Regions from separate parts of the Homo sapiens genome. Here region 2 is linked to region 1. A link is an interaction called in ENCODE POLR2A ChIA-PET data of the cell type or tissue named here. Cell type or tissue: MCF 10A. All regions are shown on one strand.

Evidence for each region. ChIA-PET counts read pairs that join two places held together with the same protein. Peaks named below come from ENCODE experiments on the same cell type or tissue, not always from the same donor. Only the 100,000 strongest peaks of a DNase experiment are listed, where the experiment ranks them.
Region 2: POLR2A ChIA-PET joins it to region 1 with 9 read pairs; 4 of 35 experiments call an interaction of 5 or more read pairs at or near these places.

Annotation. Positions count from the first base shown.
Region 1 is chr3:49,237,037-49,242,036 of GRCh38, reverse strand. IHO1 (interactor of HORMAD1 1) reads right to left here. Exons shown (of 8, transcript NM_001135197.2): 4 at 648-811. Among named protein-coding and RNA genes, the nearest start is that of MIR4271, 35 kb to the left of the region's middle. In MCF 10A, no CTCF peak of the experiment used is centred here; DNase peaks (open chromatin) are centred at 3,096 and 3,306.
Region 2 is chr3:49,294,697-49,299,696 of GRCh38, reverse strand. USP4 (ubiquitin specific peptidase 4) reads left to right here. Exons shown (of 22, transcript NM_003363.4): 12 at 1,062-1,145; 13 at 1,733-1,827. Among named protein-coding and RNA genes, the nearest start is that of C3orf62, 20 kb to the right of the region's middle. In MCF 10A, a CTCF peak has its summit at 4,035; a DNase peak (open chromatin) is centred at 2,746.

The DNA.
Region 1 (5,000 bases):
AGGAGGCGGATGTTTCAGTGAGCCGAGATTGTGCCATTGCACTCCAGTCTGGACAACAAGAGTGAAACTCCATCTCAGAAAAAAATAATAATAAAATAAATAATAATAATAATAATGGCCAGGCACAGTGGCTCACGCCTATAATTCCAGCATTTTGGGAGGCTGAGATGGGTGGATCAACTGAGGTCAGGAGTTTGTGACCAGCCTGGCCAACATGGTAAAACCCTGTCTCTACTAAAAATACAAAAATTAGCCAGGCATGGTGGCAGGCGCCTGTAGTCCCAGCTACTCAGGAGGCTGAGGCAGGAGAATCGCTTGAACCTGGGAGGCAGAGGTTGCAGTGAGCCAAGATTGTGCCACTGCACTCCAGCCTGGCGACAGAGCAAGACTCCGTCAAAAAAAAAAAATCAATCTATAATTCTCTCTCTCCCTCTTTCTCTTTCTCCCTCTTTCTCTGTGTGTCTGTTTGTGTGTCTGTGTGTGTGTGTGTGTGTGTGTATGTGTGTGTAAGTCCTATGGTTTGGTTTCTCTGGAGAACTCTAATACATGCTATTATGCTAAAATTGAATTATTTAATTACTGACACTCTATGTCTTGTTTTACTCAGAAAAGGTGAGTTCTTTCATCCATTTGAAAGGTTTACATACCTGTCACATTTGTCTTTTGCCCTTTTCTTTTTCTCCTCAAACTGTTCCAAGAGGCCTTTTGATTTTCCAACTGACAAAGGAGGAGGAAATAAACCTCCATCTTTTATATCTCCTCCGAACAGCTGGGGCTTTGTCTGGTACTTTGTGAAAATGCTAGGTTCACCCTGTTAAATGAAAAAAATATATAGCATTTCACACATAAAAATATTTATAGCATTCACTATTTTCTGTACAATGCAGAGTCACATTTAAGTGCAAACCATATTGCTGTAACGTAACATAGCAAGTAGTATTTCCATTTTATCTTTGTATACACCAGAAAATTATATTTAAAATAAAGCAACTGTTTTTATTAATATAGATTTTTGCCTTACCAGCCCAGAGATATTTTAAATGTCAACCAAAATAGCTTAGAATCAATTGCATAAATTTAAAGGCAAGAACAGAGAACCATTTATGCTATTTCTGACATGATGTGTTAAAGTTTTCATAATCATAATTTTAACTCAAATTGCTGTTGCTCAGCTGCTAGTGAACTGAACTCATATTGGTAAGTTTGATGTGGACTGGACAGTGGGCATGCTGACAAATGGTGAGCCACTTTCTGCATTCTTTGGCAAAATTCTGAAACATTCAGGGAGGTCATTTATTCCTTCATATCACTAGATACCAATTTTTGTACTGAAATACTTATTTCAGAGCATACTTTACTAACTTAAAGCACCGACTGGCTGGGCATGGTGGCTCACCCCTGTACTCCCAACACTTTGTTTGGGAGGCCGAGGTGGGTGGATCACAAGGTCAGGAGTTTGAGACCAACCTGACCAATGTGATGAAACCCCGTCACTACTAGAAATACAAAAATTGGTCGGGTGTGGTGGCTCATGCCTGTAATCCCAGCACTTTGGGAGGCCGAGGCGGGCGGATCACCTGAGGTCAGGAGTTTGAGACCAGCCTGCTCAACTTGGCGAAACCCTGTCTCTACTAAAATACAAAAAATTAGCCGGGCATGCTGGCAGGCGCCTGTAATCCCAACTACTCAGGAGGCTGAGGCAGGAGAATTGCTTTAACACAGAAGGAGGAGGTTGCAGTGAGCCAAGATTGCACCACTGCATTCCAGCCTGGGCGACAAGAGTGAAACTCCGTCTCAAAACAGAAACAAAAACAAAAACAAAAATTAGCTGGGCGTGGTGGCACACACCTGTAATCACAGCTACTCGGGAGGCTGAGGCAGGAGAATCTCTTGAACCTGGGAAGAGGAGGTTGCAGTGAGCCAAGATCGTGCCACTGCACTCTAGCCCGGGTGACAGAGTGCGACTCTGTCTCAAAAGAAAAGAAAAGAAAAGAAAAGAAAAAAAAGCACCAACTTAATCTTATTTGTTAAGTCCCTATTTGATGCATGTAAGTTTATATATAAAACTTGAGCCCAGGCTGGGCACAGTGGCTTACGCCTATAATCCCAGCACTTTGGGAGGCCGAAGTGGGCAGATCACCTGAGGTGGGGAGTTCAAGAACAGCCTGACCAACATGGAGAAACCCCGTCTCTACTAAAAATACAAAATTAGCCAGGCGTGGTGCGCATGCCTGTAATCCCAGCTACTCAGGAGACTGAGGCAGGAGAATTGCTTAAACCTGGAAGGCAGAGGTTGTGGTGAGCCGAGATCGTACCATTGCACTCCAGTCTGGGCAACCAGAGCAAAACTCCGTCTCAAAAAAAAAAAAAAAATCCCTTGAGCCCAGGAGTTCAAGACCAGCCTGGGCAACATGGCTAAACCCCATCCCTACAAAAAATATAAAAATTAGCTGGTGCAGCTGGGCACGGGGGCTCACGCCTGTAATCCCAGAACTTTGGGAGGCTGAGGCAGGTGGGTCATGAGGTCAGGAGATTGAGACCATCCTGGCTGACATGGTGAAATCCTGTCTCTACTAAAAATACAAAAATTAGCTGGGCGTGGTGGTGCACGCCCATAGTCCCATCTACTCAGGAGACTGAGGCAGGAGAATCGCTTGAACCCGGGAGGCAGAGGTTGTAGTGAGCTGAGATCATGCCACTGCACTCCAGTCTGGCAACAGTGAGGCTCCCTCTCAAAAAAAAAAAGAAAAAAATTAGCTTGGTGTGGCCAGGCATGGTAGCTCACACCTGTAATCCCAGCACTTTGGGAGGCCAATGCAGGTGGATCACTTGAGGTCAGGAGTTTGAGACCAGCCTAGCCAACACAGTGAAACCCTGTCTCTACTAAAAATACAAAAATTAGCTGGGCATGGGGGCAGGCGCCTATAATCCCAGCCACTCAGGAGGCTGAGGCATGATAATTGCTTGCACCCAGGAGGCAGAGGTTGCAGTGAGCTGAGATCACACTGAAGCAGGAGATGTAAAGAGAAAAACAAGTTTTCTCTTGCTGGGCTGACTCACTCCAAGACCTAGCAATAGGCAGCAGAGCTCTGGCAGGGCTTTGATAACACTATGTGCAAAACCAGAGCCCTCAAGGAATGTGCTCCAGAGTCCCCTCTCCTCCCATTCCCAGGCGAGGGTGGGAAAGCAGGTTTTTCTCTTTTCCCAACTTCCCCCTCCCCTTTGATAATCCTTCCTTAGTGATACTCAAGGTTACTTCACAGAGTTTTACAATTCCTGTTTCTCTTCTGTGCAACATGACAAGGTCACAAGACGAGCTTGAGTAAGATATGTACCAGATGCAAAGCCTGCTTTAGTTTGATAAGTTCCTGTTTTCCTTCCAATGCAGCTGCGAGGTCACGAGCTATGCTAGGATGATGAAACCTGTCACTGTTTGATTAACTGCCTTTGTTCTGCTTCTGTATGCCCACTTGCCTGCACTATACACTTCATGCCACCAAATTCCCTCCACGCCATTCAAACTGGCCAATCCCCTTTCAGAAATGTGTATAAAAGTCAAGCCCTGTTTCTGTTCAGGTCTCAGCCTTTTGGATGCGAATCCGCTGAGCCGGTGCACACCTTAATAAAATCCTCCTGTTTTATCCATTTGGTCTCTCTGGTCCTCTGATTCCTGCCACAGCACCACTGCACTACAGCCTGGGTGACAGAGGGAAAAACTCTGTCTCAAAAACAAAACAAAACAAAACAAAACAAAACTACATTTAGTTATAGGTGCCTCCAAAATCAAAATGTTTTTGACTCACAAGAAAACACAGATTGATCTCAAAGAATCAGGCTGGGCATGGTGGCTCACACCTGTAATCCCAGCACTTTGGGCAGCTGAGGTGAGCAGATCATCTGAGGTTAGGAGCTCAAGACTAGCCCGCCAACATGGAGAAACACTGTCTCTACTAAAAACGCAAAAATCAGCCGTGTGTGGTGGCACACACCTATAATCCCAGCTACTAGGGAGGCTGAGACAGGAGAATTACTTGAACCTGGAAGGCGAAGTTTGCAGTCAGTGAACTGAGATCATGCCACTGGACCTCGGCCCAGGTGACAGAGCAAGACTCTGTCTCAAAAAAAAAAAAAAAAAAAAAAAAAAAAAAAGGAAAAGACAGGTTAATCTCAAAACATCAAGGATTCAAGAGACTCTGTTCCTCATTCTGGCCTTTACTCACTAACCTAGGCCTCAGAATCCTCATCTCCTTCTTCTTCAAGGACATAATGTAGTATAGTTGACTAAAGTATACAGATTACATGAAGTTTATTATTTAAAAAAGTCTGTCTAAAATAAAATTTGTTATTTTATTTCTATTTTATGAAAACTATTTTTACTTATAAATTCTCACAAACAATAGTATGACTAGCCTTAGGCAAATATATATGTATATATATTTGCCTCTCCCTAGGATTGGTCAAGGAATTGACACTATTTTACGTTGCTTTGTAATAGAAGAAACCGCAAATATAAATGTTGCCATTTCAGACTATTAAGTCAAATGAGTCACTAATCAAGCACAAATCCCTTTAGGAGAGTAATCCTTACAGATGTACAATTCTAAAACATATTCCAACAGAATAAGTAATTTTTTTAAGGCTAGAAACTAAGTATTGGTTGTCGGGTTTTTTTGTTTTGTTTGTTTGTTTTGAGACAGAGTCATGCTCTATCTCCCAGGATAGAGTTCAGTGGTTTGATCTCGGCTCACTGCAACCTCTACCTCCTGAGTTCAAGCGATTCTCTGCCTCAGCCTCCCGAGTAGCTGGGATTACAGGCGCCTGCCACCACACCCGGCTAATTTTTGTATTTTTAGTAGAGGCGGGGTTCCACCATCTTGGCCAGGCTGGTCTTGAACTCCTGACCTTGTGATCCACCTGCCTCGGCCTCCCAAATTGCTGGCATTACAGGCATGAGCCACAACACCTGGCCTTGTTTGTTTTTTTTTTGAGACAGGTTCTCA
Region 2 (5,000 bases), 58 kb before region 1:
TTGAGGGCCGGGCGCGGTGGCTCACGCCTGTAATCCCAGCACTTTGGGAGGCCGAGGCGGGCAGATCACGAGGTCAGGAGATCCAGACCATCCTGGCTAACACGGTGAAACCCCGTCTCTACTAAAAATACAAAAAATTAGCCAGGCATGGTGGCGGGCGCCTGTAGTCCCAGCTACTCGGGCAGCTGAGGCAGGAGAATGGCGTGAACCCGGGAGGCGGAGCTTGCAGCGAGCCAAGATTGCGCCACTGCACTCCAGCCTGGGCGACAGAGCGAGACTCCGTCTCAAAAAAAAAAAAAAGTTGAGGCAGGCTGGGCACGGTGGCTTACCCCTGTAATCCCAGCACTTCAGGAGGCCGAGGCGGGCAGATCACGAGGTCAGGAGTTCGAGACCACCCTGACCAACATGGTGAAACCCTGTCTGTACTAAAAATACAAAAATTATCCAGGCGTGGTGGTGCGCGCCTGTAATCCCAGCTACTCAGGAGGCTGAGGCAGGAGAATCGCTTGAACCCGGGAGGTGGAGGTTGCAGTGAGCCAAGATCGCGTCACTGCGCTCCAGCTTGTGTGACAGAGCAAGACTGTGTCTCAGAAAAAAAAGAAAAAAGAAAAAAAAGAAAGTTGAGGCCGGGCTTGGTGGCCAACACCTGTAATCCCAGCACTTTGGGATGCTGAGGCGGGAGGATTGCTCGAGGCCAGGAGTTTGAGACCCTGTCTCTACAAAAAATAAAAATAAAATAAAAAGGTAGGACCAGATGGCAATTTGAATTTGTATAATTTCAGCAGTTCTTCAGAAAGTACTCTAAAGAATTAAGAATAAAATGAAGCAATGTTTGGAAGAGAAAGAGATGGCCTAGCCCCCATGCTGCTGCCTGTGTATTGAGGAGGATGCTGACATAGAGGTCCTGCTTATTTGCTCTGCTTCTGACTCATCTGTACCCTGACCTCACCATACATTGTTTCTAGAAGGGCTCCTCTGCCCCTAGTGATGCCTGCTTCTCCTAATGCATTTCGCACCCTTTGTGGGGCACCCCTGTGACCTTGACCATCTCTGTCTTGCAGTACCGTGTGACTGTGCCGCTGATGGGGGCTGTGTCCGACCTGTGCGAGGCTCTCTCCAGGCTGTCTGGCATTGCTGCAGAAAATGTAAGGCGGGGTGATCAGTGGCACTCGGTCTATTTGGGATACTTCATAGCATTTGGAGTTTACTTTCAACCTTGAAGCCACTTTTTGGGGTTGTTGTTATTGCCAGCACAAATGTGATTATTTGTGTGTGTCTGGATGCCTCACTCACTATGCACATTGTGACTGAGACTGTCCCTTCCAGCTCCAGGAAACACTATCTTTCCTTCATTGGGTTCACACTAGCCGTGGTCAAAGGACCAGGAGTAGGGCTCTGCTGTCAGATCTGTGCACTGAGGGTGGCATAGAGACTGCAGACTATGGAATACTCCAGAGGCTCTGGACAACTGCTGGTTTCTGGTTAGCACCACACTCCTCGCCCTTCCTGCCAGTCGAGGGCAGATGCTACCAGCATGTTCAATTCTGATGGCAGCCATGCTGCTCCCCCTTGGGCCTTGGCCCTCAGCTCTCTGGGGCTGTTTGTGTGGTGGTTTCTCTAGAGGCAACATTTGAGTATGAGTATTTTTTTTTTCATTTGTTTCTGGGTTTTAAGCAGTTAGTAGGGGCACTCTTAGCCATTCTGTGGTCTTTCTGTTACTGTTCATTCTTAGATGGTGGTCGCAGATGTGTATAATCACCGATTCCACAAAATTTTCCAAATGGATGAAGGTTTAAACCACATCATGCCTCGGGATGACATTTTCGTGTGAGTACTCAGCAGTTTCTGCTGCAGGTCAGGTCAGAGGACACATTCTAGAGACTTTGCTGCATTCATATCTCCAGAACAAAAATGTGGGCAGTCATTGCTCATGTGGATTGGCCCTGACCCCTGGGTGCAAGAGATGGGTATTGAGGGCATCGTGGGCAGCCATCAGTGCTCAACCCCTCCTGCCCTGCAGAGCTAAACATTCTGATAACTCTCCTCAGCACAGCCACAGCCTTTTTTCAACAGTTTTGCCTATGAAGAAGGCCAAATCACTGCTCCTACAGATGGTCCTACCATCAGAGATGCCTTTCTTAAGAGGAATCCCAGCTGTGTGATGGGAAGATGGTAGTAGGGGTGTGGTACGGAAGGATCTTGTCCTTTCTCTGCCACAGGCTGTAGCTTCTCAGCGAGTACCATGATACTACCATCCCCAATGCAGAAATGACAGGGCTGATTTAAACAGCTGTTTTCAGCTCAAACATTCTGTAAGCTCTGAGACTGAGTTTCTTCATCTCTGTGAGGACAATACAAAGGCCTCCTCTGCCTTCCCACATGCTGCTTCATGGCTGCTCTGTGTAATTGTGTGTGTGTCCCTCTTCCAGGCACAGTGGTGTAATAACTTGCCGGCTGCTCCCATACATGAACTTGCCTGCTGCTCCCAGGCAGCCACTTGCCCAGGAAGTATGGAGCACAGCCGTACTGTCCCTCCCTCTTTACCTCTCACTCAGGAACTTGCCTCTGCTGAGAAAGGGTTTTAGGATTTTGTTTTGGTTTTTGTTTTTGGCTGAGGAATTCAGTATGTAAAGGAGATAGTTCCTTCCCTTTACATTTTTGGGCCTATGACTTCTAGATCTCTCTAAAAGGAATAGTTCCTAGCCACACCCAAGATCTATTTCTGTTCTCACTTGCACAGACACAGCCAAGAGCTGACACTGTGCCAAGGGCTAGAACATGGGAAAGTCCACTTTCACATATAACCCCAAGCCCTTAACATGGTCTCTGTAAATTCCAGAAAGTAGTGTTTTCACACACCTGAGCTGAAAGGAACTGGAGGATTACCCTGTGGGGAGCTTAGCAGACCACCAACAAAGGAATTTTCAGAGGGCCTATGGGCCAACCATTGGAAAAACAAATTCTTTTATAGATGAATTTGAATTGACAATTGTTTTATGAAAGCAATAGTAGCATCTGGTATTTTTATTTTATTTTATTTTATTTTTTTAGACGGAGTCTCGCTCTGTCTCCCAGGCAGGAGTGCAGTGGCGCAATCTCGGCTCACTGCAAGCTCTGCCTCCCGGGTTCATGCCATTTTTCTGCCTCAGCCTCCCGAGTAGCTGGGACTACAGGCACCCGCCACCACGCCTGGCTCATTTTTGGTATTTTTAGTAGAGCCAGGGCTTCACCGTGTTAGCCAGGATGGTCTCAATCTCCTGACCTCGTGATCCACCCGCCTTGGCCTCCCAAAGTGCTGGGATTACAGGCGTGAGCCACTGTGCTCGGCCAGCATCTGGTATTTTTTATTTTTTATTTATTTATGTTTTTGAGATAGAGTCTTGCTGTGTCACCCAGGCTGGAGTACAATGGTGTGATCGTGGCTCACTGCAAGCTCCGCCTCCCAGGTTCATGCCATTCTGCCTCAGCCTCCTGAGTAGCTGGGACTACAGGCGCGTGCCACCACACCTGGCCAATTTTTTGTATTTTAAGTAGAGATGGGGTTTCACTGTGTTAGTTAGGGTGGTCTCGATCTCCTGACCTCGTAATCCGTCCCCCTCGGCCTCCCAAAGTGCTGGGATTACAGGTGTGAGCCACTGTGCCCGGCCTGCATCTGCTACTTTTTAATGTGTTGTACACTGTGCTACTAAATTATTTAATTCTTACCACACCTTTTAAAGTGGGTAATCCCATTGTCCACCGAATAAATAGACTAAGAAGTTAGGTGCTTATTACTAGCAGCCAGAAAATGGCAATGTGGACCTGGAACCTGGGGCAGGTGCACTCCAAGGCCTGGTTCTTTACCACTATGCTGGACCACAGTATTTACTCGAGAGCACACCTTGGACATTTTTATGTATTAGAAATTCCTCCTTCATAAACTTCAGTCAGGACTGTTTGCTAGGCATTTGGGGAGGGGGGGGTGTGTGTGTGTGTGTGTGTGCGCGCGCGCGCGCACACGTGCATATGTTTAGTTTCAAAATTTGAATCAGTAAGTTTGTGTCTCCCCCTATAGGAAGAGGGAAAGACTACAGTCGGTTGCCAGCAATTTTGGTAACATCTGTTCCAGGATAAAACATCTATAAATCTCCTCAATCCCATGTATTCACTAAGTAAGACACATTTTTCAAAATCATTGATTTGTATCTAGCAGTTTCTTTGGTTATCTCTGATGTTTTTCAGAATTAGATACGATTCTTTCACTTCAGTGTTTTTGAACAAAGATGACAATTACTTTTATAAATTTGCTTGCTCATTTGGAAAAAAAGAGTTTGGCTAATATCCTAGGTGTACATCTTTGTACAATATTTGGTCTTATTAAAGGGCAGGGCACTCAATGCTTTTTTTTTTTTTTTTTTTTTTTTTTTTTGAGATGGAGTCTCGCTCTGTTGCCCAGTCTGGAGTGCAGTGACAAGATCTTGACTCACTACAAGCTCCGCCTCCTGGGTTCACACCATTCTCCTGCCTCAGCCTCCCGAGTAGGTGGGACTGCAGGTGCCCACCACCATGCCCGTCTAATTGTTTGTATTTTTAGAAGAGATGGGGTTTCACCGTGTTAGCCAGGATGGTCTCAATCTCCTGACCTCGTGATCCGCCCGCCTTGGCCTCCCAAAGTGCTGGGATTACAGGCGTGAGCCACCGCGCCCAGCCAACTCAATACATTTTTTAAAGATGAGCTCTTTGATGACAAAAGATGAACTTGGTGGCTGGACCCAGCTGTGTGCCTTTGTGTTCAGAGTGATGATCTGAATGATGGCTGTTATCTGTGTTGGGTCCCAGTTGAAGGACCACAGAGTTTGAGGCCGTGGTTGGAAGAAGGAGTATCACGGTTAGCCCTCAGCCCCAGGTTGTATAGGTTCACATTGTGCTGACAATGGTCCTTCTAGGGATTCCTGACTCAACCTCTAGAAACGTCTTGGCAATAGTTATAGCCACCTTTTCTACTCAAATATGCTCTGTCC